4 separate regions of the Homo sapiens genome follow, and regions 2, 3 and 4 are each linked to region 1. Evidence: read pairs that join two places in POLR2A ChIA-PET (ENCODE). Cell type or tissue: MCF 10A. All regions are shown on one strand. Each heading gives the region's core, and the rest is flanking DNA. Links, peaks and the distances in the headings are about the cores only. Region 1 has its middle 41 kb from the start of LINC02889. Region 2 has its middle 93 kb from the start of LINC02889. Region 3 has its middle 130 kb from the start of LINC02889. Region 4 overlaps LINC02889 (long intergenic non-protein coding RNA 2889).

Region 1 (8,234 bases), core at 2,012-6,011:
CAGTTTATTGATAAAGCTTTCAATTGTATTTTAAAATTCCTTAAGTAAGATTTTCTTTTCTTTTCCCTTCTTTTCTCTTCTTTTTGTTTTAGAGATGGGGTCTCACTCTGCCTCCCAGGCTGGAGTTCAGTGGCACAATCATAGCTCAATGCAGCCTTGAACTCCTGGACTCAAGTGATCCTCCTGCCTCAGCCTCCAAAATAACTGGGACTATACGTGTGTATCGCAATACCTGGTTGAAAGTGAGTTTTTCAATCCCAGAGCTCAGATTGATTCTTTTAAAAATGTTTATCTCTTCATTCATTTCCTGGATTGCTTTAGAAGTTTCTTTGTGTTGATTTTCAACCTTGTCTTGGATCTCATTACTCTTCCTTGTAATCCATGCTTTGAATTCTTTATCTGTCATTTCTGAGTTTTCATTTTGGTTAGTGACCATTTCTGGAGAGCTAGTGTGATTCTTTGGTGGCATAAGTATATTCAGATTTCTCATGGTATCAGAATTCTTGCACTAGTTCCTTCTTATCTGGAGATACTGGAACTTCTAATTTTTATAATTATTTCATGCAGGTAGGATTCTTCTCTTTTTCCTTCCCTGTAATTTTTTTTTATTTCCCTTTCCCTTTCTCCTCCTCCATAGAGGGTGTAACTGTAGAAAATGCTGTGTAGAGTCTTTTGGCTTTGTTTCTATATCCTATGTACTTTTGTTAGCAGGATTTATGTTGGGCTGTGCAGTTCAACCTATAAGCCAGGATATCATGCTTCTAACAGCCAGATTGTGGCCAACATGCTGGGTATATACTTGATCCTTGTTTACTGGAAGAAACTCTCTGTTGCCTCAGGAAATGGGTTGATTCATGGAGTACACAGTGGTTTGAGCTCTCTGCTCAGCTGCAGGAGAAAGGGGGCCAAGATGGTCAGAGCCAGACCAGGCGTATCCATCTATGGGTCCCCCAATGGCAGGCACAAGCACCAGCTCTGAGGAAGAATCCAGTGGGTGGTGACTAAGTGCCCAGAGGTGTGTGTAGGTGTAGCGTTGGGAAATCTCCTCATTCCCAAGTTCTCTGCATAGAGAAGCAGGCAGCCTCAACTAATCCAGGAGAGTGAGTGCTCCAGATGCCTCAAGATCTGCCTGGGCATAGAGAAGAAAGCCCTCCACCACCACCTACACCAAGATCTTTGTGCAGGCAGGTGGGGCAGCTCAGGCTTCTGAACCAGGCAAGCAGGTGCTCTGAATGCCTTCAGATCTGCCTGGGTTTGAAGCACAGAAGGTCTCCCTATAACAGAATTTCTACACAGGAAGGGTGGGGTGGGTCAGGCCACTGCTCCAGGTGAATAGGCACTCCAAATGCCTAGATATCTGCCTGGTCATGGAGTGGAGACGGCCCTCCTGGACCAGGATCTCTGTGCAGGAAAGGTTGGGCAACTTAGGCTGCTGGCCCAGGTGAGGAAGTGCTCTGAATGCCTGGAGTTGTGCCTGCGCGTGGAGTGGAGAGGGCCCCAATGTTAGGCCATCTCAGGCTGCTGATCCAGGTGAGGAAATGGTCTAAATGCCTGGAGATCTGCCTGGGAGTAGAGTGGAGAGGGCCCTGCTTCACCATGATCTCAGTGGAGCAGGCTGGTGCACACAGCAATGGCACACTCAGACCAGTTTCAGGTTACCAAGGTGGCCCTGGCTGCAAATCTCATCACCCCAAAAAACTGCAGTGGTAGCAGCTCTCCTCCCACTCCACACCTGTGATGGGGGAGAGCACAATTCCAGGATCTACTCCTGAGGTACTTTCCACAGTCCTAGCTGTGGAGGCCCCTACCCTGCTTCAGAGCAGGTGCTGCAATCTCTGGCCCAAGAGTAAAATGCCTGTGCAGCCATGATGCTGTGTTACCGAAGAATGGCTGATTTTGTATGCACTCAGAATAAAAATGACATTCTCCTCTTGGTTCTGGCCTGGGAAAATGTCTACAGCTTTTCCCAATGTCTTTCTCTCACAGTATGTCCAAGCTTCTCCCCATTTTAGCTCCAGAGCTTAGGAGAAACAAAATGCTCTCCCTGGCCTGGGTTGCTCAGATCCTTAGGGGAAAGGTGAGTCATAGAGGGAGGCTCTCTGCCTCTCTCACATACTAGGGCTTCAGTCAATTTTATCAGCTGTACCTATATAGGGGCCATTTGCCTATATTCTCCTCCTCAGGAGGTAGTGTCCTTCATGTTTCTGGTAGATTTCCTTTTTCCTTCCTGAATTAAAGTTCACAAAGTTGATATGTGTGCACTGTCTTTCTATTTCCAAGTGGCTGAGGAATGCTAAAAGCCCCCCATCCACCAACTTGGGGAAAAAACCCCAAAGGACGAAAGCTGACTTTAACAGACTTGGATGCAATTTCTATTCCTCATTTAGCAGCAAGGTAGGAATCTCTGGACAAGAAATTATGAGCGGATTGGTAGCTCCATGTGGTGTGCTTTCTGAAGCATGAAGGAAAATTCTGCCTTAATTACACATTTCTGGCCCATTCTTTCCTCCACATTTGCTGATAGATGTCTAAAATTTCTTTAATGGCAACTTGCTGAGAAACTTTTAGGTTGAAAAATAGAGCAAGGTGTTTTAAATGCAAATATCCTCAGGGGAGGCAAAGCAATGATTTATCTTAACATATCCTGACTGGTAACTTGTGTTTTCTGGAAAACAGACTTATTGGAGTGTGGGAAAGGACTGGATGGCTGAGGTGGGAAAAACATGCTAAGAAAGGAAGCTGAGGACCTGATTTAAACTTTAGCCTCTCAATCCTGACCTGGCCTGTCATGCTGAAGAATGAGATGTTTCCTTGAGTTAGATTCAGGTGTGGCTAAGTCTCTGGTTTAAGGTGGTTCAATCACTCTATCAATGTGAGCCACGTGATCTTCGGAAAGTTACTTCTTTGTATTTGAGAACCCCCATTTGTAAAATCCGTTACTTCCAGGTTATTGTGAGGATTAAATTAATGTTTAATAAATATTAACTGCTACTGCAGGGCCCCTTTCTTAATTTAAAGCAGTCTCACTATAAGTAAGAATAAACACATTGTCTTAGGAGTGTTGTAGAAGGTGGATAATCAGGTTAACTGATTTATACATAAGTGATTGCCATTCCTTCCCTATATGCTTTCTTATTAAGGGTAGCGGTCCCCAAACTTTTGGAGAGGAGATGCTACTTTTTATTTTCCACACAGTTTGAAGTTACTAGGATGTAAATTAGAAGAGAGGTGTAGATATTGAAAAATCTCTGGGCAAGTTTAGGTGACCATGGGGTGATATGCTAATGTTGTCTCTCAGAGTGAAATTGCCCCTGAGAGATATCAGAAAGAGATAGTTTATCATCACTGGGAATTCTATCAAGCTGTGGAAAGGAGGCTAATCCTAAAAAAAAAGGTGGTCTAAGATTATTTTCATTTTTGAGTAAACTATAGCCAAGTGAACTGACTTGAATGAAAATCCCACAGATGAACTCTAAATCAAGGGTTCTTTTGATGACTTTATTCGGCCTTTCCCACACACTTCAGAAGTGAGCTGTGCTGCAAAAGTGCCAAAACCCAAAGAATATTGTAGAAGTCCATGTGGGACCTCTTAGTGGTAGAGCTGACCTCTCATGTAGGGTAGGGATGACCTTGTAAATAGTTTAGAAATACAATGTTTACATTACATCAGTATTTTCATAGGCCCTACCTACTTTGCGGCCAATTTTATGCTCTGGAGACACATACTACTTCCTGCCAGCTACCTAAACAGCCTTGAAGCAATGGGCATAATGACTCATGGTCATGTAACATTCTTTTCAGACACATATCAGCATATTTGTTATTACATTACTGCCCAAACACCCACAGAATCCCGGGAGGTAAAATAGGATTAGTGTTGAAGAATTTAGTCCCACCCATTTCTCTTTTATTCAAATCAAACTTTTGAAATGATCACTGTTGAGGGTTCATTTTTGCTTCTAATAAGGGATATGGTAAAGATGTGTGATCAGGCTGGTCTCAGTCTTTGGAGTCAAGCCATATTCTGGAACTATATTATTTGGAAACCACACCTAAATCATAGCAAGGAAGTCATCCGATATGAACCACATGATCCAACTTGCTGGTGTGAAGGTGCTGGCATTACATAGCACAGCACAGAATGGGAAACAAGAAGATATCCTATAAACTGTCCATTAGCTATTCAACATAGATAAGTGGTTTGCTTACAGCTGAAGCTGGTAATTTATGTCGAATAAAATGGTCAGATTCACCTGTCTCAGCCATAAATCTCGTGCCATACATCCTGGCTAATGACCAGATTCTTCTGCGTGATTTCCTAAACCGACCTGTAGATAGCATAAAGTACACGTAATATTTACAGTGCATATTGGATTAAGGGAGCAGCTATTTTATGCCAACAACAGGGCCACAAAGTACTAACACACACTGAGAGTCCATTACATGGGCATTGATTAATTTCACTGAATTTTTTTAAGTGCTAAAAGTGTTTTAGTAGTCCCTGAAATATTTATTCTCTTGCTTTTCAGAGCAATAGGGTTATTCATTTATTCGTTCATTTGCTAAATGAATGAATTAATGATTATGTATTAAAATATCTAATCTGAGCACTCACTCTAATCCTTACTTAGCTGAGTGAACTTTGGCAGTTAACCTTTCTGCTTCACTTTCCTCATATGTAAATAGGAAAATAATTGTGTTTATCTCCTGAGGTTGTTGTCATGATTAAATGAATAAATACATATGAAGTGCTTAGAATAGCTCTAAACATGACAATAAAATTTATTTTTTTTTTGTATTGGAGACACAATGATTATATTGCTGCCTACCAAATTACCCTAAAACTTAGTGGCTTAAAACATCACTTCTTTACTATCTCATAGTATCCATGGGCCATAAATCTGAGCATGGCTTACTTGGGACCACTATTTCACAGGTTAAAATTAAGGGGTCCACTGGGCTTAACTGAGGAAAAATCTGCCTCCAAACTCACATACATAATTGTTGGCAGGATTTACTTTGTTGATGGCTGTTGGGCAGTGATTGCCCTCAATTATTTGCCATTTGCATCCTTTCAACTTGGCAGCTTGCTTTGTCAAAGCATGCAACTTGAGAAGCTAATAGAGTCAGCTAGCAAGACACAACTCACAGTCTTTTACAACCTAATTATGGAAATGATATTCCATCACTTTTGACATATTTATTTCAGGTGAGTCACTAGGTCCAGCCCATGCTCAAATGGAGAGTATGATACAAGAGTATGAATACCAGGATTTGTGGATCACTGGGAGCCATGTGAAAAGCTGCCTATCATGATGGTGAACAACATAAACATGAAGATTATGTTTGTTAGGGGAGACAGATATAAAATACAAATACAATATCCATTACAAATTTTGATAAATACTATGGATTAGAAATATAATGTTTGATGACAAATTACAATACTGGTACTTGATTTGAGTTGGAGTATTTCAAATCAAGCCATCTCTTACAAAATAATATTTAATTTCAGATTTGAAGGATGAGTGGAACTACTGAGATGTAGAGCAGGAAAACAGACGAGTCTCTTTGGAAGAGTAAATAGATGACACATAGGCCCTGAGATGGGTGAGCACCTATGCATGGTCACTCCATGTAGCGTGGGTTCTCAGAGCATGGTGGCTAGTTTCTGAGATAGAGTGCTGCTTCCTGGAGCACTCCAAGAAAAGCAGAAGCTGCCAGGTCAAGGTATATAGCAGCCCTTCCAATGTATTTTATTGACCAAAATAGTCACAGGTTCAGACCCGAGTCAAGGGCAGAGGTAATAAACTTTACTGTTTGAATTGAGGAGCAGTCTGCTTATACAAGAACCAGCATAATTGTTTTGGGCCATCTTTGGGAAATAACCATGATCAAGAGTAATTTAGATTAAAGACTGTATGATAAAAAAGCAAAGAAAGGATGTGTAGATACCTCTTTAAAAAGCTTGGGTGGAGCTGGGAGTTGACACTTAGATGGGTAACTTTAAGAAGATGATGGTAAAGACAGGAATTTTATGAAAGTGATGTTTGTATGTTATAGGGCATGATCCTATAGAAAAGAAAAGCTTGACGATCATGACAGAGATGAGATAGTGGATGAGGAAGGTTTCTGAGAAACAGGAGGACAAAAAAATTCAGAATACAAACTTGGGTGATTGGGCTTTGATAGAACATTTTTTCATAGTAACGAGAAGAGGGGATGGTATGAGCAGATGTAGGTAGTTGTTGAAGGCTAACTCTTCCATTAGCTTTGGGGACCCCATGTAATGGAGACTCAATAAATATTTGTGAATGAATAACTATCTGGATTATAGCAACATAAGCAGAATGCAGAAAAGCAGTGTGTGGACATGGTGCAGGGGGAACTCTGTGCCCTGCAGTGGCGCAGGGAAGAAAGGAGAATAAGAATTACCACAGATGCAGCTGAACCCAATTCAAGAGAAGAGTTTTAGTTTAATTGGTATATTGCTACCTCAACGGGTTGTTTTATTGCAGATTTTATTCTCATTTATCTCATTTATCTCATCCTGAACATGAAGCAGCACAAGAGAAGCTTTAATCAGTTTCATGATCTCTGTTCTCTCCTGTTAGGCTTGCTTCCTAAGTTAAACTGAGCCAGATGAGGAAAATTTCTTTTGCAAACAAAGGACCCTCTGCTGGAGGACCTATTTATTCTTCTGCCTCTGTGCCTTCTTCACTTGTGGAAAACCCGCTGGGTTCCAGGTCACCACTGTGTCCTCAGCTTTAATTGGAGGATTATACAAGAAACAGATTATGAAAAAAATGTTGAAAACTCTTTTCTGCCTGTTAATACATCCACTATTTGTAACATAAGGCCAGGCATGATTTATTCTTTCTGAATCTTGGTCTCAAAATTTTTCTCTTTTGAAGGTCCCATTTAATTTGTTGGAAAATCAAAATGCTAACATAATCATTGTTTTCTGCATTTTTTTTTTGACATCAGGATCTCAGAACTGAATTTAGTGCTGTACCACAGTATCTATGGGTAGACATGACAGAATTTAAGAGTGTAGATTTTGAAGTCATATTTCTCAAAGCCACATTTTTTATCTGTAAAATGAAATAATTTTGGAACCTATCTTATAAGGTTATTTTAAAGACTAAATGAGTTCATACCTGTGAAGTACTTGGCATATTACTTGGTATTTGATTGTTAGCTCTGTTGGTCTTAATTGTGCCCTTTAATTTGGGTGGCTGATTTGCAAATGTGGAACTTCCCAGTTCTCTAGGCTCACATTTCTTCTTTCTTTCTTTCTTTCTTTCTTTCTTTCTTTTCTTTCTTTTTTGAGATGGAGTCTTGCTCTGTCGCTCAGGCTGCAGTCGCCCAGGCTGCAGTTCAGTGGTGTGATCTTGGCTCACTGCAAGCTCCACCTCCTGGGTTCACGCCATTCTCCTGCCTCAGCCTCCCGAGTAGCTGGGACTACAGGCACCCACCACCACGCCTGGCTAATTTTTTGTATTTTTAGTAGAGACGGGGTTTCACCATGTTAGCCAGGATGGTCTCGATCTCCTGACCTCATGATCTGCCCACCTCGGCCTCCCAAAGTGCTGGGATTACAAGCATGAGCCACCGTGCCCGGCCTTGGCTCACATTTCTATAAGTAGGTCCAGTTTTATCTGATGTAATCACCTTTTCTTTCTATTTCTTCCTTGTAAAATATTTTACCCAGGATTTCTCTTTTAAATCTCTCTATTTTCTTCTGCATGGCCAAAGTAGATGACAACTAAGGAATTTTCCAGTTGTTTAACTGTATCATTTTATGACTCTTCTCTGTGGATGTAAAGATGAAGAAGAACAATATGTATGTAAGGCAACACACAATCAATATGAATGGTTCTAACTTAACATAGACGGAATCTTTAGTTACTTTGGAACTGGAAAGTGGATACTAATTTGACACTTGTGATATTCTTTTTTTTCTCTATAAATCTCTTCCTTATCTAGTGTGAATGGATAGGCTAGGCACATGACGGATTTACTGGCTCATATAATCTGGGAAAAGGCAGGGTAAGAAGGCATCAAAATTCTTGGCATATAGGGGCATAGGTTATTCTTCTACACGTAGGTACGAAAAAATGATTATTTATCATTAGGATGAGGAAAAGACATCAAGCAATACACATCATTTTAGGCACCCAGTGATTTCTCTTCACGTAAACATTGTGTTGGAAGATAATCATTTCCTCGTT
Region 2 (8,234 bases), core at 1,881-5,880, 52 kb before region 1:
TATTGACTAATTTTTTTTTTTGGTTTTGGTCCATATTTTTCTGCTTCTTCTTATATCTAGTTGTTTTCATTTGGAGCATGTGGCAGACAAGATTTATCTGTTTGAATCTTTTAAAAAGAGATTTTAAGGGCATAGCTGGAGTCGTCTTTATACTAGAGGTAATTTAAACTCACTTTTTAGGTTGGCCCTTCTGTGGTCTTCATTGGCTGCTACATGTATCCCATGAGGACTTTGTATTCTCACTGGTGGAAACTCAAACTATTCCTGGCCTTTTATGAGCTCTAAGAATTGTTTGGCTTATAACTCCTCAGTACATTTTCTTTCCTCAGAAGTCATTATTTGCCGTACCTTAGGGTGTTTCACACTCTACAAGTGCATATTGATAATCAGACATAGATTCTAGAGTTCTTCTATGCTGATTTCTAGAACTCTTTCTCTGTATCAGCTCCAGTTTTTTCGGGTATTCTGGCATGTAAATTAAAGCCACCTAAATCCTCCTGAATCTCATCTTTGTTTCCTCCACTCAGTGAGATTGCAGTTTGGGTTTCCCCTCCTTGCTCAGCAGTTCAGAAATTGCCTTTAGGCAAAGAACCTGGGCAGTCATAGCACTCTATTTCCTTTCTGTCTGGGATCACAGTTCTCTGTTGCCTGTTGTCCAATGTCTGAAAATAGTTATTTCCTGTATTTTGTTCTGCTTCTTAGTTGTTTACAGAGGAAGGATAACTTCAGATCTCATAGCCAGAAGTGGTTTTTTCCTTAACTGTGTTGAAAACTCTACTTATGTAGATTTATGCACACCGAGGATAGAGACCTAGGAATGGAAAGCACTTAATAAAGGATTTTTGAAAGAATTGAATTAATGAATGAAGCATGGAATTAGGCTGAGCCACATGAAGTTGACAGTTATTGATGATTTTAACACATATGATTTATATGGTTCAATTTTATACCTTGGCTACTTTGGATTAGCTAAGGAAAGCAGACTCAAGTAAAGGCAATTCTACCTTTAAAGTGAGATCTCAGGCAATGATGGATCCTTTGTTTTTTAAGTGATGTCTTATCCTGTGCATCTGGCAATCTTAGAACACTTCCGTTGAATTTATTTTTCTAACAGAACATGGTAGGTCTATCTATGTGGGCTTTGGGTTTTTAGGTCAAACTAGTTTCTTTGGAGAGGAAGACACTTTCTGTGATTGGGTTTACAGTCTATTCAAAGAGTATATCCCTGTTCCTCATAGGATCAATTGAGTTATGCCTCAAGACAAGGGGTTTATAAGAGGAGATTTCAACCTTATTGTCATCAGGGTGATGAAGCACAGTGACACAACCTTTGTGAACTGGGTTGGGGATCTTTTAGCAGGATGGTGGTGGAATTCTTTTTAAGGAAAACAGTGTTACTAAGGACATAGGCATATTATTGGTTGTTGAATTTGTGGTTGTGGTGGCTAGGAAAGACAGAGGATTTGATGACCTATGATACAGGGTGGATAAGGCTATATTATTGTCTCATTGTTAAATGCATGAAATGGAGAATGAAACTGGATAAATACCTCGGCAGAGGATGATTGAAGAAAAAGCCAAAGTTGCTGTATTCACAGATTATTACCAGGTGTGGTTTTAGTTTGACTCTTTCATATTATCGTACAGTAAACCACACATACATTTAGAAGAAAAGTGTTTTATAGGTGACCTGATTGTAATGAATTTCACTTAGCATCACAGGATACTAGTTTGTGAGAATTATAGTAGCTTCTTGCAAACTATTCATGAGCTGACACATGGCCCAGTGGGTTTGGCATCCTTGCTTCTCAGAGTGCAAATTGACCTTAATGTTGTCAGCAGTGTTCACCATATAAGAATGAATAGATGGTTGTTATGGCCTGAATTTGGTACCCCTGAAGTTTATATATGGAAATCCTAACCCCTAGTCCTTCAAAATGTGACCTTATTTCAAGGCAAAGTCTTTACAGAGGTAATCAAATTAAAATGGGGTCATTAGGACTGGCCCTAATCCGTCACGACTGGTGTCTGATCAACAGGGGGAAATTTGAACAAAGAGATATGCATAGAGGAAAGGCAATGTGAAGAGACACCAGGAGAAGATGACTGTCTCCAAGCCAGGGAGAGAGGACTGCAACAGATCCTTCTCTCACAGCCCTCAGAAGGAACTAACTCCGCCAATGCCTTATCTCTGACTTCTAGCCTCCACAGCGCTGTGATACAATGAATTTCTGTTGTCTAAGCCACCCATTTTGTGATACTTTGTTACAGCAGCCACAATAAAGTAATAAAAGGGTCTTTGCTGAACTACTGTCATAGACTGACTTGGTAGGAGAAACATGTTAGGAGCAGTGGGCCATCAGGAAACTCCTTGAAGCTGTGAGACTGTTAGATAGGGTGGGCAATCGGTTCTTGTCTTTATCCATTTTGTGGAAAGACACAAACACCACCCAGCTGAGCAGAATAGGGCAAGGCAGCTGACCTAGCCAAAGGCCTCCTAGGAGCTTTTACCCAGCGCTCATCTGAATGGGAGGGGTTTAGGAGAAGTTGAATTTCCTACGTGAGCTGTAAAGAGATGTTATGGCTTCCAAAGAGATTATTTGAGGTGCATAGATGGTTTGGAAGAAAAACTCGTAAACGCTAACTTTTGCCATTGGCATTTAAAGAAAGTTAATAATCTGCAACAGTTATTTTATACTCCACTGCTCTGAAAGATTATGGTTACATAATCAAAGTAAGATTACATACTCTGAAAGATTATGAGATATAAAGAATATGTATAAACCTTAGTATTTTAGTTCATGTTTAGGACTTCTGAAAGTCTGCCCTATTTCTCCCTCTGCCTCTCTGTCTCTTTGTCCCTGTGAATTATGTGGGTGACAGTGCACTTTTTTTTTTTTAGATGGAGTCTCGCTCTGTTGCCCGGCTGCAGTACAGTGGCGCGATCTCAGCTCACTGCAATGCAACCTCTGCCTCCTGGGTTCAAGCGATTCTCCTGCCTCAGCCTCCTGAGTAGCTGGGACTATAGGAGCCCACCACCACGTCCAGCTAATTTTTGTACTTTTAGTAGAGACGAAGTTTCACCATGTTGGCCAGGATGGTCTCGATATCCTGATCTCGTGATCGGCTCACCTCAGCCTCCCAAAGTGCTGGGATTACAGGCATGAGCTACTGTGTCTGGCCGACAGTGCACATGTTTTGATCCTTGACTCATCCTATTACCTATTTGCTGTTATGTTTATGTTGAAAAAATGTTGCTGCTGTTAATATGGCTGCTATCCTAATGTACAAAACAAAGGATGTCCAAGTGTTACCTCCCAAGCAAAGAGATCTTATTAATGGTGGAAGTGAAAAGCCCCAAGACACTCACTGAGTGAGTGAGGCTACAAGAGGGGCCCCAGGCCTGTAAACAATCTGTTATCATTGATGTCTTTCCAGTTTCTCCCACCAGTGTATAATTTAAAACTCAGTTGGCCTGTGCTTTTTGACTTGATTACAACAGTTCCCAGCCTGTGAGGCGTTAAGCCAAAGTGGTTTTCATTAATTTGCCTTCTCCCTGAAGATTTTAGGCTTGCTGTTTCAAAGAAAGCTAGATACCACAATGAGCCAACTATTTGGTGAGAAGTTTCTCCTCGGGGAGAGAGCTGTTTGCTGCAATTCCAGCCTTCCAAATGTCAAACGTTACTCATTCTAGCTTTGGCTCTTGTAAATATGTGTAGTCCTTTTTATTTTAATTTGAGAGTGTTTGCCTCCACTGGTAGCTCAGGGAATTTTTACTTGCCGTTTGAAATCTAACCCTGGAACACAAAAAGTATGACTAATCCTACTTACTGGAATTTCAGTGTTTTCATCAAGGCTGCCTTTTCCATTTCCAATTTTATATAATAAGGGCAAAATACCAACTGGCAAACATATTCCTTTTTTTTCTTGGTTGCTGTACATTAAACTATCTACTGTGTTATAATAAAAAGTGATGCTTCATAATAGTGATTTTTGCAATTGAGACAAAACAGTTTCCAAGGGTATTTAAAGAGTGGATAGTTCATGATATGAATCCCCAGCTAATATATTTACACAAAGAAGCCTAAAGGTTTCAGCTGCTTTTCATCTTCTGTATGGCAAAGATATTAGGTTATCTCTAGGCAAGAAGAATGGTTAATACACTAGAGTCACAGCCAATGGAAAGATTTTAGAACAATATACAAACACTCGTGCCATAACACTGACTTAGTTAAGCAATTATTGTGATGACCATTGGAAAGATGAGAGTATCAGCTAACGCAAACCAAGTTTTTGTCTTCTTTCATAGGAATCCTTTATCATTTCCTTATGTCTTAGAGCTCCAAATGTGGATTTCTGGAATGCTGTTGGGAAGATCTCATATGAGGAAGCTCTAGTGGAATTGGGTTGAGACTTACTGACCAGGCAGTTCTTTAAAGACAATATCTGAGTAGCTTAGAGGGAATATAGGTACTAATTTGGAATGACCTAAAAAGAGATTTCCAATCCTTTCTGCTTTAAGCAATCACCTGGAGATTTGAAAAATGTAGATCTCCAGTTCCCATTCCCAGAGTTTCCAGTTCAGTGGGTCAGTGTACCTATGTTTGCTTCCAGATTATTCTGGGTGCTGTCACAACTGGGAACCCCTGGCTCCAGTTGTCAGTTTGTAACTGTATCTACAAAGAAATTATTATGAATTATTGGATCTGCAGGGGCTGCGGAATTTGGCATGTAAAGGAAAACTTTTTGCTTTGTGGTTTAATCTGCAGATCACCCTAAATCTCTTGTTGTTAGTATGGCTTCTTTGACTCCTCATGGCCTGACACACTTGTGGGTCAATTACTAAGCACTCAGCTGGAACTACTATGACCTGGCCCCGGGTGGATATCAGAAACACCTGTGGAGCTACTTGAAACTAGATTATTTTTTTCCAGAATTCCTGAATCACAGTCTTAGGGAGGGGTCCAGATATCCATTCTTCTATAAGCTTCATCGTTGATTTTGAAAAGCAGCTAATTTTGAGAATCTCTGAGTTATACTAATGGGGAGGAATATTGATTGACTGGCATTGGATACTAATTGAAGCTATAGAGAAATCACGTTAATTTGATTAAGATGATTAAAACTATTCATTTCACTATTCTATGATTTAGGCTTTGTGTTTGATCAACAGATATTTGGTAATGGTCATATGACCATTACAAGAGGGGGCAGAACTCTTTACCACTTGAAGTATATAAAAGCTTTCAGATACAGCTTAAGGTGAATCTTTAAGGCAAATATTTCCTTAGAACCTGAATAGGGAGTGAAGTAGGGGGGCATACCGTTCCGGGTGAAAAGGACAAAATGAATGAAGTGATTAAGATGGGAACTAGAATTCTGTGCTAGTAAGACAATGTGTCTTAGAGCTCCAAATATGGATTTCTGGAATGCTGCTGGGAATAACTTGTATGAGGAAGCTCTAGTGGCATTGAGTTGAGACTTACTGACCAGGCAGTTCTTTTAAGGCAAGATCTGAGTAGCTTAAAGGGAATATTGATATTAATTGACCTAAAAAGAGATTTCTAAACCTGGAAGACAATGTGTTTTCCATATATAGTGGGAAATAATGGAATATAAAATGTACAAAGTGGACTGGGGTCTTGGAAGTGGCTTGAAGTTGAAAGAAATCAGAAGCCATTACAGCATTTTTGTTGTATCAATTTACAGGAGTAAAGTGAAAACATTTTCTTTTTTTTTTTTTTTTTTGAGATGGAGTCTTGCTCTGTCGCCCAGGCTGGAGTGCAGTGGCGTGATTTCGGCTCACTGCAAACTCCGCCTCCCGGGTTCATCCCATTCTCCTGCCTCAGCCTCCTGGGCAGCTGGGACTACAGGCGCCTGCCACCATGCCAGGCTAATTATTTTTTTGTATTTTTAGTAGAGAGGGGGTTTCACCTTGTTAGCCAGGATGGTCTCGATCTCCTGACGTCATGATCCACCGGCCTCAGCCTCCCAAAGTGCTGGGATTACAGGCTTGAGCCACCGTGCCCGGCCAGTGAAAACATTTTCTCTTGGTAGGGTAGGCAGAAGTTCAGAGGCAGGGCTGTGGCAGTAATGCAGACTAAAGAGATGAGACTTGGTCTAGTAGTGCTGGGGGATTGGAGCAGGATAGATTTGGCAAACATGTATGGAAGTAGTCTAAATGAAAATTATTTTATTTGCAGATTATTTATACATTTTCTGCTTAAGAAAAAATTATCCTGCAGAAGAGGGCATAAAATATCTATCTCTGCAACTGCATAATAACTTCTTTGGTCAAACTGGTTTATTGTTTAAATGGTCAGCAAAAACATTCAGAATCAGCATTAGCAAGATATTTGGTTATGTTCCTGGTTGAAACTTAATATGAGCATACAGTCAGTATAGTTTATTGCTTGTGTAGCAAGCAGACAGACATTCACGTATTTGGGTATTGGGAATAAGCAGGTAAGACAAATCAGTATAATTAACTGTAAAGCTGCCTAAATAGTCCTTTTATCCCAATATGTGTAATGTTTGCGGTTTTAAATGCTTTTATACAAACAGAGTGACATTAAAAGACAAAGATTTTGAAATTTTCCTGGTTTCCTCCAATCATGCCCCTAGTATCTTTCAACATCCATTTCAAAAACTGCCTTGTGGGCAAATATTTCCTTAGATGCTCCTTTACATGCTTTACCTTCCATCTGATGGCTCCAGTTGTTTCTACTCTCCCTTCTCTCACTCCCAGAGTCTTGATGCCAGAGGACTCAAGTGAGCAGAGGTCTTTGGTCCAAGGCAGCAGATGGCCTCTGTAAAAATCAGAGGACTCTCTCTGCCGCCAGAGCAATGTAAGGGAGACTCAGACTAGCTGAGGTGGACTCCTGGAATCTGGGATCTGGGGTGGAGCAGAATAGGGAACAATGAGAGTCAGAAAAGATGTGGAAAGATCTGCTTTAAGATGTGGATATATCAGGTGTCAAGGTTGTAAAATAGCTTACAAGTAGGAAAGCAGTTCTATAAACATTCACCAGCAGGCACTGGGAAAATAGCACTGAACAGAGCTGGACATAGCCTTTGCTCTTGTAGAGCCATGCCTCAAAATAACCTCCATTTATGAGGAAAAAGATGGGGAATTATAGAATATATACCAACTCTTTATGCTTTTTGACCCTATGTCAGTTTTGTGGGAATAACTCCTGCCTTGCCGCAAAGCACAGCCTTCACACTTTATTAGATTCAATATTGTGTTGCTTCATGTCCTTAAACATGAAAATGAAATTGAAAGGTGGACAGATCTGAACAGCACAGATTTGGGGTGCTGGCTCTTATGGCTGAAGTAAAGAGCTATATGATGGCTTAATTTTTTTTAACAGTCTATGGGCTTTTTCTCAGGACACCAGTCCAATTTCTCTGTAATTGTTTTTTTTGTTCTCTTAGGAAATTCAGAGAGATTGCAATGTTATTAAGCTCATAATATTTTTCTTTTCTTTTTGAAGTTCTAGTTCATTTATTTTAACCTTTAATATTCCATTGTATCAATATACTACAGTTTTTTTAAACCCATTCTCCTATTGATATTTAGATTATCTCCAGTTTTATGTTCTGACAAACATAATCTCAAGAATTTCTTAATCATTATCTAATCAAAGGTTAAAGAATGGCCTCAATTATTACTATGAACAATAGCAAGAGAAATGTAATTTGTCCATCATGCTGTCAAATACAATAATGCCAATATAAATTTCCTTAATGAACAATGAACACTTCTATTCAGTTACAAAAATTTTTTGGCTAAGTGGTAGCTGGAGATTGGACTTTGTGCTAATACTTAGGTTAATTGCATCTCATGTTAATATGTCTTAGTGGGTGCAATTAAGTAGAATTATAACTTGTTCATGTTATAATTCCTTTTGCCTTTCTAATTCATCGGTGAACTCCCATAACTTAACTCCTCCTTCGTTTAGGTGTCTGCCGCTTCACAGGGGAGAGAATGTTAGGAGATTTTCTTTTATAGCTTAGGTTACTTTGACAGAGAAATATTAGGCATCATCTTAATTTCAGCATGATCATCCTTTTTTTTTTTTGAGATGGAGTTTTGCTCTTGTCGCCAGGCTGGAGTGCAATGGTGCAATCTTGGCTCACTGCAACCTCCACCTCCTGGGTTCAAGTGATTGTTCTGCCTCAGCCTCCCAAGCAGCTGGGATTACAGGTGCCTGCCACCATACCCAGCTAAT
Region 3 (8,234 bases), core at 2,552-6,551, 90 kb before region 1:
GCAGCCTGGGCAAACAGAGCAAGACTCTTAAAAAATTGCAAGTTTCCTCAGTGGAAATAAGTGTCACTTTGAGTGACCAACCATTATTGATGTATAGGCTGATACTATTTTGAAATATTGATATACTTTCTCTTATGTACACCACGGTAGAAAACCTTTCTCAAGTCAACCAAGTACCGTATTACCTTGGTGAGGCTAAGTTTCTAGAGATGTTTAAGAATAATAAAGGATCGGTCCAGCACAGTGGCTCAAGTCTGTAATCCCAGCACTTTGGGAGGCCGAGGCGGGTGGATCACCAGGTCAGGAGATCGAGACCATCCTGGCTAACACGGTGAAACCCTGTCTCTACTAAAAATACAAAAAATTAGCCAGGTGTGGTGGCGGGCGCCTGTAGTCCCAGCTACTTGGGAGGCTGAGGCAGGAGAATGGCGTGAACCCGGGAGGCAGAGCTTGCAGTGAGCCGAGATTGCACCACCGCACTCCAGCCTGGGTGCCAGAGCGAGACTCCGTCTCAAAAAAAAAAAAAAAAAAAGAGTAATAAAGGATCATTGTTCAGCCTTGACAAGACAGGCAATAAGACCAAAATTATTCCCAGAGGCAATAGTTATTAAAGCTAAAGCTTTCTATTTGAAAAAAAAGTTTTTGAGTATGTTTTTGAAAAATTTTACAAATACATAAAAACTTGTAAATGAATGTTCATAGCAGGATTTTTCATCTTATCTAAAAGGTGGAAACAATCTAAATGTCATCCATGGATGGATGGATAAGCACAATGTGGTATGTTCATACAGTGGAATGTTATTTAGCCATCAAAGGCATAAAGTACTGACACGTGCTACAATGGGGGTGAACGTTGAAAACAAAAGTGAAAACAGCCAGATATAAAAGGCCACATTTTGTATGATTCCACTCACATGAAATGTCCAGACAAGGTAAATCCATAGACAAAATATAGATTATTGGTTGCCACAGCTGGGAAAAGGAGGGAATTGAGGTGATTACTAATGGTTAAAGGGTTTCTCTCAGGTAATGAAGAGGTTCTCGAGTTAGTGGATATGGCTGCACAAGTGAATATACTAAAAAAAAAATCGCTGAATTGTACACCTTAAAAGAGTAAACTTTTATGGCAAATGAACTATATTTCAGTAGTGATAACACCAAAACAGCAGCAACAGCTACAACAACAAACTTGAAAAGAGAATATGGGAAGAGTTAGGCTAAAGGTTTCAATGACCTCCTGGGCTGGAAGACTTTTGCACCCCAACTTTGCAGAAGGAGATCAGTTTGAAAGATTGCTCACGTCTTCATGATGAAGCATTGTGAGATCCAAGCCGACTTTGGTGGAGGATTTGTTCTTGAGAGGGAGCAGAGAGGAAACAGCGGAGGTTACTCAGCAACAGGTACCTTCAAATCCCACTTGTATTTGGGACCAGAAAGATCCTTGCTTTTGCTTCAAGGCTTTGCTCAGTCCATCCAAAAATTCCCCACCTTTAAAAGACTGGGCAATTGAAAGTGACCACCTCTGAATTAGAAACAAATGAAATGAGCAGAATAAGGTTCATGGAGCTATAGATGCCAGAGAGCATAGAAGTAGTCTGCAAAGGAAAGTCCTAGATGTCAGCGGGGCCTAGTGTAATCTGCTTGATATCTTCTCCCTACTCTGAGGCATGAGAGGGATGAGACCTATCTCCAGGTTGTCACCTTATAACTTACATTGTGGGAGGCCATTCTTCTGCTGCACTGTTGCTCTTGTGGTCAGTTGTGTTGATGCTATGAGTTCTGCTTCTGGTTTTTCCAAGAACACCACTCCTTTGATCTTAGCCTTCACCCTCTGTAGCTTTGGGGCCTAGTGGAAAGAGATGGCTTTAGAAATCAGAAATACTGATTGTAAAACAACCTCTGCTTATCCGTGATACCTACACTGGAGTCTACCAACCACAGTGTTGCAAATGCATTGTGGTGGTGCTTCAAACTGTGGATCTCTCTAACCCTTGGGGTCATTCAGAAACTGGGTGGCTGAGACTCCCAGGAACAGCACCTTTGGCTGTTAGCTGGCTTGCTCAGGGTGCCTCAGAGGGCAAACCTAGCAGGGTGAGGCCTGCACAATACCAGTTGGTGAGCACTGTTAGCTACATCAGCACTCATGGCTCCCCGTCAACACTGTGCACTGCCAACAGGAGCTCTGACACCAGGATGTCTCCAGCAGCCAGGGACAGGCAGAACCATGCCCATATTGTGGAAATGTGGCCGATGGTTTGTAGGGGGCAGGGAAGGGACATGTTCCCAGTGTCCAGATATGCCCAGAGTTTGGCCAAGGTGTGGACAGTTAGGAGTTGGATGTGGTGCTGGGGGAGGGATTCTGGCTGGGGACTCCTGAGGGCACTGACCCACATGGCAGTCTCCCATTTTTCTCTTCGTATGTATATATATAATAATTCTGTCCCAATTTGGTTGATGCGCTATTTTTATAAGATTCCAATTCATAGGACGATGATTCTTTCTTTTGAGATGGAGTCTCGCTCTTTCACCCGGGCTGGAGTGCAGTGGCACCATCTCGGCCCACTGCAATCTCTGCCTCCCAGGTTCAAACAGTTTTCATACCTCAGCCTCCTGAGTAGCTGGGATTAACAGGCATGTGCCTCCATGCCTGGCTAATTTTTGTATTTTTAGTAGAGATGGGGTTTCACCATGTTGTCCAGGTTGGTCTTGAACTCCTTGGCCCCCAAAGTGCTGGGACTACAGGCGTGATCCACTGCACCCCACCCATAGAAGGATGGTTCTTCTAACAACACCTGCAGCTTTTGCAGATTAGAACTTCATTGTTATCTGGAAATATTTGATATAAAAATTCTATTAAAGCCAAAGTCCATTTGCCTTATTTTGATCAAATTAATATTACTCTTGTCCATGAAAGAAAGGAAGAATTGTACCAAAACATACTGTTCCCAAATGACCAGTTTTGACGTGTGCCCTACTGTCGAAAGGGATGTGAGGAAAGAGAAAGTTCCAGACTTTCTGAGCCTCAATTTTCTCACCTGCAAAATAAACATAATAATTCATAACTAATTTAGGCTAGTGCTCAAGGGTGAATCTATTCTCCTTTCCATGCCCTAAAATATTTAGGTTTTTTGATTAAGACATAAAAAAATTCAGAATTTCATAAAACAGGAATCTGGTAGGAGTTTTTTCAACTAAGTCCTTTTTATTTTATACTTAAGGTAACATGAATTAAGAGCAGGCATTGCTCATAGTGGTTTCTCAGCCTTCTGCTGGTGAAGTTTTCACCTCTTCGTTTTACATGTTGAAACAGTGTAAATCTGTCAACCCTACAATCTTGGGAGGCAGACATGGAGATATCCGCAGGCCAGCTCCAGGTATAGGGTCTGTTTCCTGCTTCCCCCCAGGGTAAGGTGTCCACCTTCTTCCTTTGTACTCAGGTTAATCTACAGTGATGGTATCTTGTTATAAATGCTTCACTTTCTCATTTGGTCCTCCTCTGAGCCATGTGCTTGGTAAAACTATCACAACACAGGACAAAACAAAGACTGAAGCAATCACATACTTTCTACTCCTCCTTTGATTTATTTTATATAAATTATCTCTTGGGACTGGAATGGTCCAAGCCTTGGGATTCTGTGTATTCAGGTCATGTCAAGTTCACTCGTTCCCCATACAAAGGGAGAATTGTCAAATGGCAGAAAGCTAAGAAGCCTTGACCTACAAGGACATACACATACAAGGATTCTGTGACAGACCATCTTGCTGGGAACAACATTGCAGGGTTATGATGAGAATCAAATGTGGTTATATGTATTAGGGGGCTGGAAGAGGCATGCCCTTCTCTGGGCATTGTAACTCTCCCGCCCTGAACCCAGAGGAGAGAAGAGGTTATAGACCACAACGAGAAGCTTGTTTTCCTACCTAAAAAATGGTTCCCTTTTCTGAGGACTACTCAAGCAGAATGGCTGGTGTAATGAGAAGGAATGTTACCACAATGCTGACTCATGGCCTCAGGTCACCCGTCAGAGTGTGCAGCATGAGGACAACCAGACAGATTCAGCCAGAAACACCCACCATGCTAGTGGTGCTCAGGGCCAAGAATAACTCTAGAAAAGACTTGCTAAACCACACGCCCTATTCTGGTCTTTCTACCCTACAGGTGGTTTCATCAGCTCTAGAAACTTACAGTAGTCTCAGGGGACACAGGAGTGGGAGCTTGAGGGAAAGTCTTTCAATGGAGCAAAGTAAGAGTGTTAAAGAATGTAAATATTCCTGCTTAAATCTTGGAATCACACACCAGCAAGAATCACCTTAAGTACATTAATACTTACTAATGCATAAAAGGTTTATTCTAATTTACCCACGTTTCTTCCAAGGAGATAATTTTTTAGGTGTTGACATTGTTCCAAATTAGCCTGGAGCTGTGTTTGTAGTCACTATTTCATCAAGATAAAACAGACGATAATAGTCTCAGTAACCGAATCAAAACTTATCATCTTGAATTTGGATGATGGACAGGAGTTTCATCATGCATGTTAGTGCTATTACCTGCTGGGTAAGGAGTGTGGGCCAAGTGTGTTGTAATTAAGGTGCCAATGACCTTGACTGTTCTGTGAACCAATGTCAACTATAAATTAAATCTATTTGGTGTGTGCTGAAGGTCTTGTTGGGAATTTTTCCTTTCACAGATGGATGACCTTCGTATTTGGCTGTCCTAGGTGCTGAAGGAGCCTCCTATCATTCCTATTGTATCATATAAATTGAAGAGGCATTAATTTTATTCTTCAGTACAAGGTGTAAGGCATATCATGTTTCTTTTATTTATTTACATCAAATTTAACCTAAGTTCCCATTCTGTAAGGTGGGTGGAAATTTCTATTTCTATTTTCTTTACCTCGGCCCCAGGATCTATGAAGACCCTAGCTCCACTCATTGTCCAGAGCATTTAAAGAAAGCCCTGTGGCCGCTTGAGTTTATAGTAATTACTATAGATATTTTATTTATCTTGGCCCACTTGGTTCTTTAAAGGCAAATACCTTGACTTCTTTTAGGCCAAGCTCGAAGATGGGCTTTGACAAGGTAAGATGTCTTGCTAAGCTGTACTGCAGAGATTAGCAAAGGCTTCACTCCCTTCCTGATCCTGAGAGGGAACTGTCAACATTTTTTTTTAAGACTCCTGGGCTCAAGCGATCTTCCCACCTCAGCCTCCTGAATAGCTGGGACTACAGGCTCACACCACTATACCCTGGCTAATAAAAAAAAAAAATTTTTTTTTAGAGATGGTATCACACTACGTTGTCCTCTGTTCCTGGGTGGTCTCAAACTCCTGGCCTCAAGCAATCCTCTTGCATTGGTCAGCCAACCTCGTCAGAAACCATCAATATTGTATATCTCCTTCTGATATGCCCACATCTTCAACTCTAATCCCATTCTTCTATCCGTTTACCTCTCAGAGTATCTGGCATAATTCTCCTGAATGAGCTAAGTTTCCTATGCATAAATATCAAAGAATAGTGAAGATGTGGTAAGGTGGTGGTTGGACATTGATTTTTGGATACCAGGCAATGCAGAATTTAGCCCTGCAACACAAAATCTCTGGGGTAAGGAGAGTAAAGCCTTGGCAATTCTCTTACTGTAAGGAAGAAAAGAGTCTTTTCCAGAAAGATTGGGATAAGAGGTTGGAGAGAGCCTTCTTGGTAGTGCAGGGCCACAGGGCATGTTTAGATACCATTGCAGGGGTGGGAGTGGCAGGTAGGAGTGGGGGAAGCAGGAAGCCCCACCTTTCTGCCTGATCCTTTACCCAAAGCAAAAGTCTTAAGCTGCCGGAAGAGGAGGCAGCAACATTTGCAGCATCTAAGGCAGATACAGACTCATTGCTGCTGAGGAAACGCAAACTCTTTACTCTGGGGGTTACAAAATGCCCTGGGCCAGAATCCTACACTATCACCATTAGGATCTCCCATCACTAGGGGAAGGCAGGAAGACTCACCACAGATACAAAGCAGAGCTTGGCTTTCATGGGAAGGATCATCGGGGACACTCAAATTCTGCTGAAGGGACCTGGAATATGCCAACCAAAGTATGCCTCTTTAGCATATGGATTATTTTGAGCTAAAGGCCATTGAGAACCAGCAGATGCAGGAAAAGCTTTAAAAATGGGGAAAATTGTTCTTTCTGTAAAGGAAATTTACATTTATAAAGAACATCTCTATTTGTAAACCTGTCTCTTTCTCCAGGAGAGGAGGACCAGGAAGAGGAGGACTATACCAACTCTATCCATGGGGAAGGTACTGATGTAAACCTGCATAACGAATCTTACTAAATAACCTTTGTTGACCATGCTTTTCTTGGTCACTCTCCCATAACTTGCCACCTCCCCCCCTCCCTAGAAGGCCCAAACTCCTTTTCCTTTGTTTAGCCTAAGATGGTATATAAGCCTCAATCATCTGGCTACCTCCTAGAGATACATTGTTTTCTCTGTGAACTCCCGTGCATGCGTATTCGTTCATAATTAAAACTTTTTTTTCTCTTGTTAAAAAAAAAAAGAAAGAAAGAGTCCCTATTTAATGAGAGCAAAATTAATTATCCTGTCAATTAACTTGTCATAATTGTAAATGTCACATTGGGTCCATAATCACTGAGAGCAAAAACTAGATGTGACTGAGAAACATAAACTAGGAGGGAAGGCGAACATACTGAGCTCCTATTATATGCTAGATGCTGGGACACATATAGGTGTTTCATGTTTCATTTAATCCTCACAATAGGCCCGCTAGGAAGGCATCATTATTCCCATTTTCAGAGAAGAAATCAGGGACCCAGAAAGATTAAGTGACTTGCTGTGATAGACATCCTTGGCTGCTAATCTCACACACTCCCACCCCTTTCTCCCTTGTCCATCTTCATTGTAGAGACAGGAAGAACTGAAGAGTCACTTTCTCAAACCTCTCTTTTGGCTAGGGGTGGCCCTGGGACACAGTGTTTGGCTATGAGACAAGTAGGAGGGTGATGGGAACTTTTAGGGGAGACTTTGCCCCCCTTTTCCCTTTTCTTCCTGTCTTGAGGATGCCTATTCGTCTTCAGGCAACTTGCACAAGTGTGAGGCTCAGCAGTTGTTTCCCCCAAAGTCCTTAATGCTTTTCTAGTGACGTTCATTGTCTCACATAATTTATTCAGCTGGGAGCAGCCTGCGTACTCCATCTCCTGCCACCATGTCCCAATCCTTCTCATACTTGTGAACCGAGCTCAATTATCGCCTCTTTCCTGGAAACCTTTTCTAGTCTTCCTGAATACAGTGATTATTCTATCTCCTATGTCTCCATGACATGGTATCTATACCTCCTTTATGGTTCTTATGGTCTCCATGTCTGTTTTTCTCTGCTGTCATATAAGGCTTTCTAAGCAGGCCTGTGTATATATTTATACTCCCCAGAAAAGCCTAGCATACATAGTGCCTGAAATATAGTAGCGTTCAACCAATATTTTTTGAGTGAATAAGAGAGAATATTAATTCTCCAAGGTCAGATTTGACTTTGCAGACTACCAAGAAGAGGACAGGAGACTCCTACATGCTGGTCCTAACATAGTGAAGTCTGTTGAGTGAATGCCAGGCACTGCTATCCTCCAGATGTGGGTTATACGAGATAACTTATTGTCTTTTGCATAAGCCACTATTTTGGGGGGTATTGCGTGATTTACAGCTAAAAGTCTGCTTTCTCCTGATACACTCCCCAAGGCCATGGAACTGTCTCTAAAATCCAGCGTAGCATACAGATGACACAATTCAACATCTGAACATTTAGACAGTACTAAACTACCTATAAGTGGGCATAGAATATCTGAAAAAGATATTTGAAAAAGTTTTGAAAAAGGCTGGTGAACAGATTGAGTAGGTATTAAGATATTATTAGAGATGGGTAAAGTCCCCAGGATGGCACTACACTCAAGCAGAGCCTGGGTACAACGGACAGGAAGAAGATGTAGCTTTCTCTTGTTGCTGCAGGATAATGATTTCAATTTATCAAAATTATGGGGACTAGTCAGTGTGAGCATCTTCTCAGATTGCTGGGGTGACCACATTTGCAACAAGGTTATCCTTCTGAGTTTGAGTGTTTTGTTTGTAACCCAGATGGTAGTGGATGGAGAATCTCCATGTGTTCCATGAATATCTATGGCTGCCCCTGACATAGAGGGGTTGGAGAAAGCAGCCGGTTAATTCACACCTGAAACTGCTT
Region 4 (8,234 bases), core at 2,116-6,115, 110 kb after region 1:
CTGGGGTCTTTCCTGGTAGCATTCGTCTACTCAGTATTTCCCTCTCTCCTGTCCCTATCAGTGGGGACCACAATTTTTTACTTATAGAAACAAATATACTACCACCCTTCTGATTAGACTTCATATTAAAAGGGTTATGTATGTGTTTTATATATTTCATCCTTCTGAATGGCAAAGTCCTTTGGAAACCAGTTCAGTAACTTGGAAAGCAAAACATTTAACTTAAAGTTTTCATATGTTTTAATACAATGTTTATCTCCAGGTAAATCTCTATGAATAACCCATACAAATGCATAGAAAACTAAACACATTAGATATCGTATGGACTATATTTTATGTTTCTTAGGCTAACATTAAATATACATCAAATTCTCTGGCCCCAGAATAAATAGGTATAATTCCTGTAGCAGGGTACTAAGGAAATCCTATGTTAGCACTAAAATATTACATAGCGAAATGCAAACCTGCTCCTTGTTAATTTAATAGCATTGTTTGCATCTCTCAAGATGCTTTGGGGATACCAACAGTATGAAGTTAACTGGACATAATTATTTAAAGTAATTTACTAATTTTGGTTATATAAGTATATTGGAAATAACAAAGAAGCAATGTATATATGCTGTTTCACAAACCTAGATTTCGCCATTATTTTGTGTACTGGTGTTAGAACATGTGGAATGTGAATTGCCATAAATTGTACTAAAGAAAGTACGGAAGTGAGGCAACCATCATAATTGTTTTATGTGTTTTAAGCTGTTGCTAATGCTTTCCTAGATGTTAACTTTCCATTACATTGTTGTGGTTATGTTATGACATCCTTGCTAGTAAGGGGTAAGCTTAGCAATATTTATATGTTGCTTCTTAATGATTGTATTCCAGTTCTGGTTAGTCTTGCCTTACTGTATAGATGGCTTCTCTATGAGCATAAGGATGGTAGACTTTCAGGAGCAAATTAATGCCTACAGGATTTGCATATTTCTTACTGAAACAATTCTCAATCTTCTACCAGTCCAGTTTCTAACAACTTATGTCATGTGAAATCCTTATATTTATATGAATGTAAATTTTTAGTGTCCTTCCTTCAGAGTTGGATAAACTTGACTTTATAGCTCCGTCACTTTCTCACTGTTAAGTTTAGGCAAATTATGTTCAATCTATAAGCCAACCTCAGTTTTTTGTTTTGGAAAACTGGACAAACACTTTGGGGTTTGTTGTGAGAATTATATGTGAAAATGAGCATAGTCCTGGCACTATGCATATATAACTCATTACATGCTATGCACATATGGGCATAAATACATATAGACGTGCATGTGTATCAATAAATAGAGATGGAAATAACCCTATATGCATATAGAACTTAAGCCTTTTGCATAGTCCTTGCACAAATTGTCACACTTTGCTGCAAATCTTTGGAAACCTTTATAGCATCATTGTTACCAGAGATGACATGCACTGCTGTAAACAAGGAGAATACATTCTTTGATGACCAGAAAAGAATTCCTGTTGTCTGTGGGTGGACATGATAATCTTTTGTAGAGCAGGGACTTTTTAAGAGGTTGGTTCCAGCAAGCTTGTTTCATAGATTCTTACATAGAAATGTCCAGTGATCAAATGAGCTGTCTAAATAGAACTATAGAATGCGAACTGGAGGAGTAGTCAGTATCACCTTGCCAACCCCTTTATTTACACAGTGGCAGACAGAAACCCAGAGAACTAGAAAAATGACATTTGAGGTTTCACACGCTAAAAGTGAGCACAGAATTACTTGCCGTTTCATGTTGACGATTCTGGAAAACTCATTTCTTGTTAGGGCTTGCATGATCTTAGCCCAAGAACATTTTGAACACAATGCCAACCATCCAGCTTGGGGACAAATGGAACAAGCTTCTCAAGATGAACTGTCTAAATATTCAACTGGAAGCTGGGAAACAGCAGTAAAATAGCCAATCATTTTGTTTCACATGTTATATATGATGGTAGATTAATTAGTGTGAACCTTGTGTGGGTAGGAACAGCATGTAGTTCAGCTCTGAACCTTGGCCAATAGGAGGCATCTAATAAATTTATGTCGTGAAGCATCTAGAATACCATAGGTTCCCAATTAATGTGCGTGCAGAGCAATTAGTACATGCTGGATAAATGTTGAATTAAATTTGGGGGTCGTAGGTGTACCAGGCCACTGAACACTATGATAATGATTTTTGTATCATCCACATTTTCAAATTCTCTAACATGAGAACAAAGAAGAGAAACAACGTAAAGTACAAGTTACATACAAATGCAGAACATAGAAATAACATAAGCAAAGAAATCACATTTGGAACATAATTAAAGTCCATTTGTAATGTGTTTGTGTTTAAGAGTTTTATTCTTGGCAAAACAAATTGTTGCTTGAAAGATGAAAGACTTATTTTACAAATGGCTTCAAATGCAATTACTTTCTACAGAGCAATTAGTTACCGATAGCATTTTAATGGAATAATATAAATGAATAAAAAATATATGAACCTGACTCTCCTGAATTCCAATATGATTGCAAATGAATGGAAAAGATACTCTTATGAATACTTTTAGATTTTTAAATCCAGAAATTGTTGTTGGTAGCTTGCTATATATGAAGGATCAAACATGTATCTGGGCCAGGTGCGGTAACTCACCCCTATAATCCCAGCACTTTGAAAGGCTGAAGTGGGAGGATTGCTTGAGGCCAGGAGTTCAAGACCAGCCTGGGCAACATAGCAAGACCACCCTGTCTCTAAAATTTAAAAAATAAAGGAGAAATGTATCTGAATTTACATATCCTTGTTCAAATATTTATTCATTGCTTCTACACACATTCACTGAGAGCCTAAAATATGCCAGGTACAGCAAGCATTTGTTACTTAGGGAGTGGACAACACTTTAATTAGGGCTTCGAGCATCAGAAATCCAAATTTTAAAAATGTTCTCTTAATTTTTGCATCTTCTTGTCCTTGGTACTTGTGTGGACATAATTGCCTTTGGTATGCCAAGGTGCAAAAGTGATAAATTAGCTCAATTAGGCCACATCTTGCAATGATGTACTTTACCTTCTATCAGCTATTTGGGTAACTCTGATATATTTGCTGCATTTTCAATTACATACACTTTTTCTTCCTCATCTTGGTTGTAGTCTTAAGGTCTGTATCCTTCAGATAATACATTTCATTTGTTTCATACGTTACATAGAATTACAGTAGATGTCTCCTAGGTTTTTTATTGGCTTTGTGTGATGCTTAGCTTCTCAAATGGAATAGATAACGTAAGCCCTAATAAGCCCTTGTGAAGATTTTAGCGCCAATCTAAACGGTAGAAATCAAGGTTCCTGTTACTTTGAGTCCTTCTAAGAATTTCAGATACCTTTTATGTTTTCTAGCAGAGCTGAGAAACCTCAAGCGTTAGAAGATTTGAGGTGTGGCTCTTTCAGAGAGAAAATTTTGAAAATCTAGGTTGATGTTCCCAAAAGCTCCTAACATAAAAATACAGGCTTGACCTACACTGTGATAGCAAAACTCTAAAATTATCAAGTCCACTTCTTCAAAGGAATACATGTGGAAATATTAATTGTCATAAGAAGGTGAACAATCTTTTATAATATAAACAGTAAAGATAAGCTGTTAAGTACTCGTGATACATTGGTCCATACCTTTATGAAGGAATCCATAATTTTGAACAACATTAGACTTTGGGGGGCTGGGGACATTACATAGCAGCACATACATAAGCTCATTGTAGCTAATATATGCTAAATGTTATATAAGCTTATGTAAGCTAAGTTTTCAGGTGAAATTTAGTAGATAGCTTGTATGGTGAGTAGAAGGTGAGACACCTGGATGGAGGCGGAGGATAGGCCAGGAAAAAGAATTGAAAAAAATTATTGAACTATAATTTAGAGTATTACATTTTACCTAGTAATGCACTTGTACACCTCATACTTATCTGTATAGCTGAAACAAAAGTAATGATATGTATTCTATGTCGGATGCTTTCTGGTATTTTCAATTCTATTGCATAACATTAAATAAACACTGTATCCATCATAGAGATTTCACAAAAAGATAGTAGTAAAAAACTTCAGTTGGAAAGGCACTGAACTTGAAGGCGGTAGTGGGGACAAGCCTGGACAGGTGTAGAGGGAAAGGACAGTCAGTCTAGGGCAAATAGGATGAGGCTTGTGAGGCAATTTAAGTAGGTACTTACTCAACTTCTTAACACACCAACCCTTCACTTGCGACCTGCGAGTGAGTGCCTCCTTAAATTTTACTCCTTTGCAATTCACTGCATGCCCTAATCTCAGCTCTGAAGACCTTCCTTATAGGGACATACCCATTTCGTTCTGGCAGAAAAATGACATCAGAACCAGGAAGATAAGTGAGTTCAGAAAGAAAAATAGAGCAAAGATTTTTAGGGCAAACAGCAGGTAGAAAAAAATCACCCAATAAACCAGTTTGCAGCACAGTATTCCAGGGGGCAGATCCAAGTTAGAAAAGTCCAAGCAAAGAGGAGAGCTACAAAAACAAGAGGCTTAACCTAGAAAGGCTGGATGTTGCCAGTGCCAGTGATCTTCTGGCTGGGATGAAGCACTTCTGTTCCAGGGGCAGTAGTTTGGTTAGAGATTATGTTTTGTCGTATGTATTCCGAAACCCAATAACAGTGGCTTAAACAGAGGCTTATTTTTGTCAAGTAGCATCAAGTCTAGGGGTGGACAGTATAAGGCTGATACAGCTGCTTTACGGACCCTACCAAGGACTCAGGCTTCTTGTTCCATCATCCTTAGCATGGACCTTCGTCATCACAGATGCAATTTGGCCACGCCACCCCTAGCCTCACACATTCCAATAGTGGAAAGAGGAATAATAATAAGAGGAGGAAGAAAAGGAGAAAGCAACAAGAAGGGGACAGAAAAGACTACTTTCCTAGAAACCCTCAGCTGAATTCATCTTGGGTCTTCTTGGTCAGAATTATGTCATATGGCCATTCCTAGCTGCAAATAAGGATGAAGGATGTTGTTTTTTTAAACTGGGTACATTGCTGTCTCCCTCCCTTCACTAAATGCTGGAATTCTGGTAGCAAAAAAGGAAGAATGGATATGTAACTTGTATTGTTGGCCATATACAAGAGGAACTAATCCCAGAATGACCAACCCATGCAGAGCAGTTAATTGAGAACACCTGCTAGTGGAGGAAATAGGTGTTTGCATTGCCATTTTACACCTAAGAATGCTGAGGCTCAGAGGGTAAGCAAAGGGCAGGGCTCAGATAGAAACTCCAGTCTGTTTGACACTAAAGCCAGATTTTTTTTTTTTTTTTTTTGACACCGTGATACTCTCCAAGGGTAAGTCAGCATATATCAGTTCCTCTTTCCCAAGTTGTTATCTGCTGGCTCATTTGGCCAAATTTTCTTTTCAGAATAAGAGATAAAAACATCCATGAGTCTGTAGCTAACAGAGAGAGAGGAGGGCATCATGTTGGGAAAAATAACTCATCAGATTAATTATCCTGAAACTTAGATTCTAGAGAAAAGGGAGGCAAGAAAGAATGTCCCAGTGTTGCCACCTTTCTGGAGGTTAAGGAACCAGTGTGTCTGTTTCAGAATATTTGGGGAAGTTCAGTGCCAACCCCTGGGCAACAGCGTTTGTCCTATGTGATCCATGGATTAGGTAGATCAGAACCACCTGGTGTCTTCTACAAAATGCAGATGCTAGACAAACATTCCTGGCATAGAAAATCAGAACCTCTGGGGATGGGGCCTGAGCATGTGAATTCTAACAATATCCTCAGGTTAATTATGATGTACAATACACTTTGGAGTCGATTGATATTAAGTATTAATAGCATTTATTGAGCACCTATTTCAACAAGCACTGGATCAGACACAGATAGATATTGTTTAATCCCAACACCCTTGCAAGATCCACTGTCTTATTATGTTCAGGCTCAAAGAGATTAAGTATCTTTTCGAACTCAGTTGGTTCTTAAGTGGCACTGGGGATTCCTTCCTGGAGTTTATTTCAGTCATCTTTCTTCCTAGGCACCAGACTCATAAGAATAGGGAAGCATACTATATTGTTTTCTTTAGAGAACCCACTTAAATGAAGTTTCGAGGTTCATAAGAGAGTTGAGTGTGTAGCTAAAGAGAAAGACACATTAGACAAATACTGTGGTGGTGTGAGTTGAGGCAAGAGAATTACGGATGGAAACATCTCTCTCAAATGTCCATATTCTAACTTTGGAGTTAGGTTTCTCAGCCTTGCCATTATTGAGATTTGGGGCTAATTTATTATTGTGGTGGGGGCTAGGGGGCTGTCTTGTGCATTGTTTAACAGCATCTCTGGCCCCTCCTTACCAGATTCCATCTTCTCTTTCTTCACTGGTTATGACAACCAAAAATGTTTCCAATCATTGCAAATGACTTCTGGGGGCAAAATGGTCTCTGGTGGGGAACCACTGGGTTGAAGTATGAACCCTGGTAAAATCCCATTCTGGTGGTTTCACTGACAGAAAATTCTACTTATGCCCAGAGGCAGGAAACAAGGCCATGTGAGAGTGACGGGAGACCTGCCACTATATTGGGGTCTGCTGACTCCAGCCCTGAGGGTGCATGGTGAAGTAGGCCCTCTTCCTTTATTTGGGAAGGCTAACAATAGGGAAGGGAGAAGAGCAGGAAAACAGATACGCCAGAAATGTGCCTTTGAATCTGGGCTGAAACGGCAACAAAGAGGGCAGCAAAGACCCAGCAGAGAGCTCTCACTTGGCTTGGATATTGTCTTGTCTTTTCTGGGAGTAACTTTTTTTCCCTTAACAGAACCATTTCATCTGAGTTAGGAAAGCAGTAAATAATTAAGCTAATCTGTTTGTGAATGTGGTTCAAAGAAGCCTCCAGAAATGGTGGTTCTGTAATTCTAAAGCAGTGAAGCCAAGCACAAAAGCAAACCTTCATCAGTATAATGCACTGAATGTGGGGCTGGGAAAGGACTGACTTTAATTATTCACCCTCAACATCTGGAAGGTCAATTTGGCTTTTAGAATTTGATTATATTTAGGATTAGGGTACATTTTGTTGTCAAATGTTTCTAAGGCCACAACAGGGACAATGGCTTGCAAATGGGTCCATATTCTTACATATTCTCTCTTCCCGAACCAAGTTTCCACATCTTTCCTTTCTTCCATTTTTCATTTATCTTCTTTTACTTATTTTTTTTTCCTTCAATCCTTCACCTCCCACTCTCTTTGTTCTTGTGATTTTCCACACTTGTTTTCACTGTTCCTCCCTGGGGACTTTGTACTGACCAAGGATTTCCTAACCATTGATCTGTGGAAGCCTAGGCAGTCCATGGAAGATCCTCCCTGAGGTTTGTGTAACCCTTGAAATCATGTGCTGCATTTTGTGTGAGTGGGTCTGCTTTTTTTTCTATATAGTGGGTCCTTAGATTCCCTAAAATTCCCAGAGTCCTTGACCTGAAAGCGGTAAGAGCCACTGAGGAGCATTTGCTATGGACTTGCAGCATAGAAAGGGGAGGGCATGAACATGGCAGTGCCTTCTCTTTGGCAGGCTCATTGCCCTATTCTCTCATTTAATCCACACAGCCTCTATATAACATTAGGTGGTATTATTTTCATAGGTAGCTGAGGACGTGAAGACTTGAAGATGTTAGGTAATTGACAAGGATATCCAACTTTCAAAATGGCTCCATGCTCAGAATTTAAGTACTTCTTTTTGATACTTGCTCAAAAGCCTCTTGCCTGGACTTAAGATTGAGCCATTGATAATTAAGCAGAAATAGAAAGGACTTATATCCCCATGCTCTCCCCACCAGAGGTGGTAAAGAGAACTCAAGTGGGCTGTAACCAGCTTCCTAGAAAGAAAGATGATTAGAACAAGGATATTCTTCATTGCATTACTACAGTATTTTAATAGCCTACACTATAAATACCATCCATGCCTTCTGACTGCTATGTTAACACAAAGTGCTATACCAACACAAAAGGCTGATGGCAATAGATGTGAGAAGAATGAATTTATAATTCAGTTTCGCTAATTTGTTGGAAACTCAATTTTTAACATCTTAAATTAATTACTTTACAATACTTATTGCCAACTAACATGTAGTACACGTTAATGGCAGGTTTAAAAATAGTGAACCTTAGTTTTGATTTCACAGAATGATCCAATTTATGTGGCCCACTCCTGTCTGACATAAAAGGCTTATTAGA

The links. Peaks named below come from ENCODE experiments on the same cell type or tissue, not always from the same donor. Only the 100,000 strongest peaks of a DNase experiment are listed, where the experiment ranks them.
Region 2: POLR2A ChIA-PET joins it to region 1 with 13 read pairs; 2 of 35 experiments call an interaction of 5 or more read pairs at or near these places.
Region 3: POLR2A ChIA-PET joins it to region 1 with 6 read pairs; 3 of 35 experiments call an interaction of 5 or more read pairs at or near these places.
Region 4: POLR2A ChIA-PET joins it to region 1 with 5 read pairs; 2 of 35 experiments call an interaction of 5 or more read pairs at or near these places.

The regions. Positions count from the first base shown.
Region 1 is chr7:17,595,959-17,604,192 of GRCh38, reverse strand. No RefSeq gene overlaps it. Among named protein-coding and RNA genes, the nearest start is that of LINC02889, 41 kb to the right of the region's middle. RefSeq lists an enhancer at 4,834-5,335. In MCF 10A, for the core only: no CTCF peak of the experiment used is centred there; a DNase peak (open chromatin) is centred at 3,732.
Region 2 is chr7:17,647,545-17,655,778 of GRCh38, reverse strand. No RefSeq gene overlaps it. Among named protein-coding and RNA genes, the nearest start is that of LINC02889, 93 kb to the right of the region's middle. In MCF 10A, for the core only: a CTCF peak has its summit at 3,727; a DNase peak (open chromatin) is centred at 3,718.
Region 3 is chr7:17,686,032-17,694,265 of GRCh38, reverse strand. No RefSeq gene overlaps it. Among named protein-coding and RNA genes, the nearest start is that of LINC02889, 130 kb to the right of the region's middle. In MCF 10A, for the core only: no CTCF peak of the experiment used is centred there; a DNase peak (open chromatin) is centred at 4,065.
Region 4 is chr7:17,486,144-17,494,377 of GRCh38, reverse strand. All of the region lies in intron 1 of LINC02889 (long intergenic non-protein coding RNA 2889), which reads left to right. Among named protein-coding and RNA genes, the nearest start is that of LINC02889, 69 kb to the left of the region's middle. RefSeq lists a silencer at 1,643-1,802. In MCF 10A, for the core only: no CTCF peak of the experiment used is centred there; a DNase peak (open chromatin) is centred at 4,167.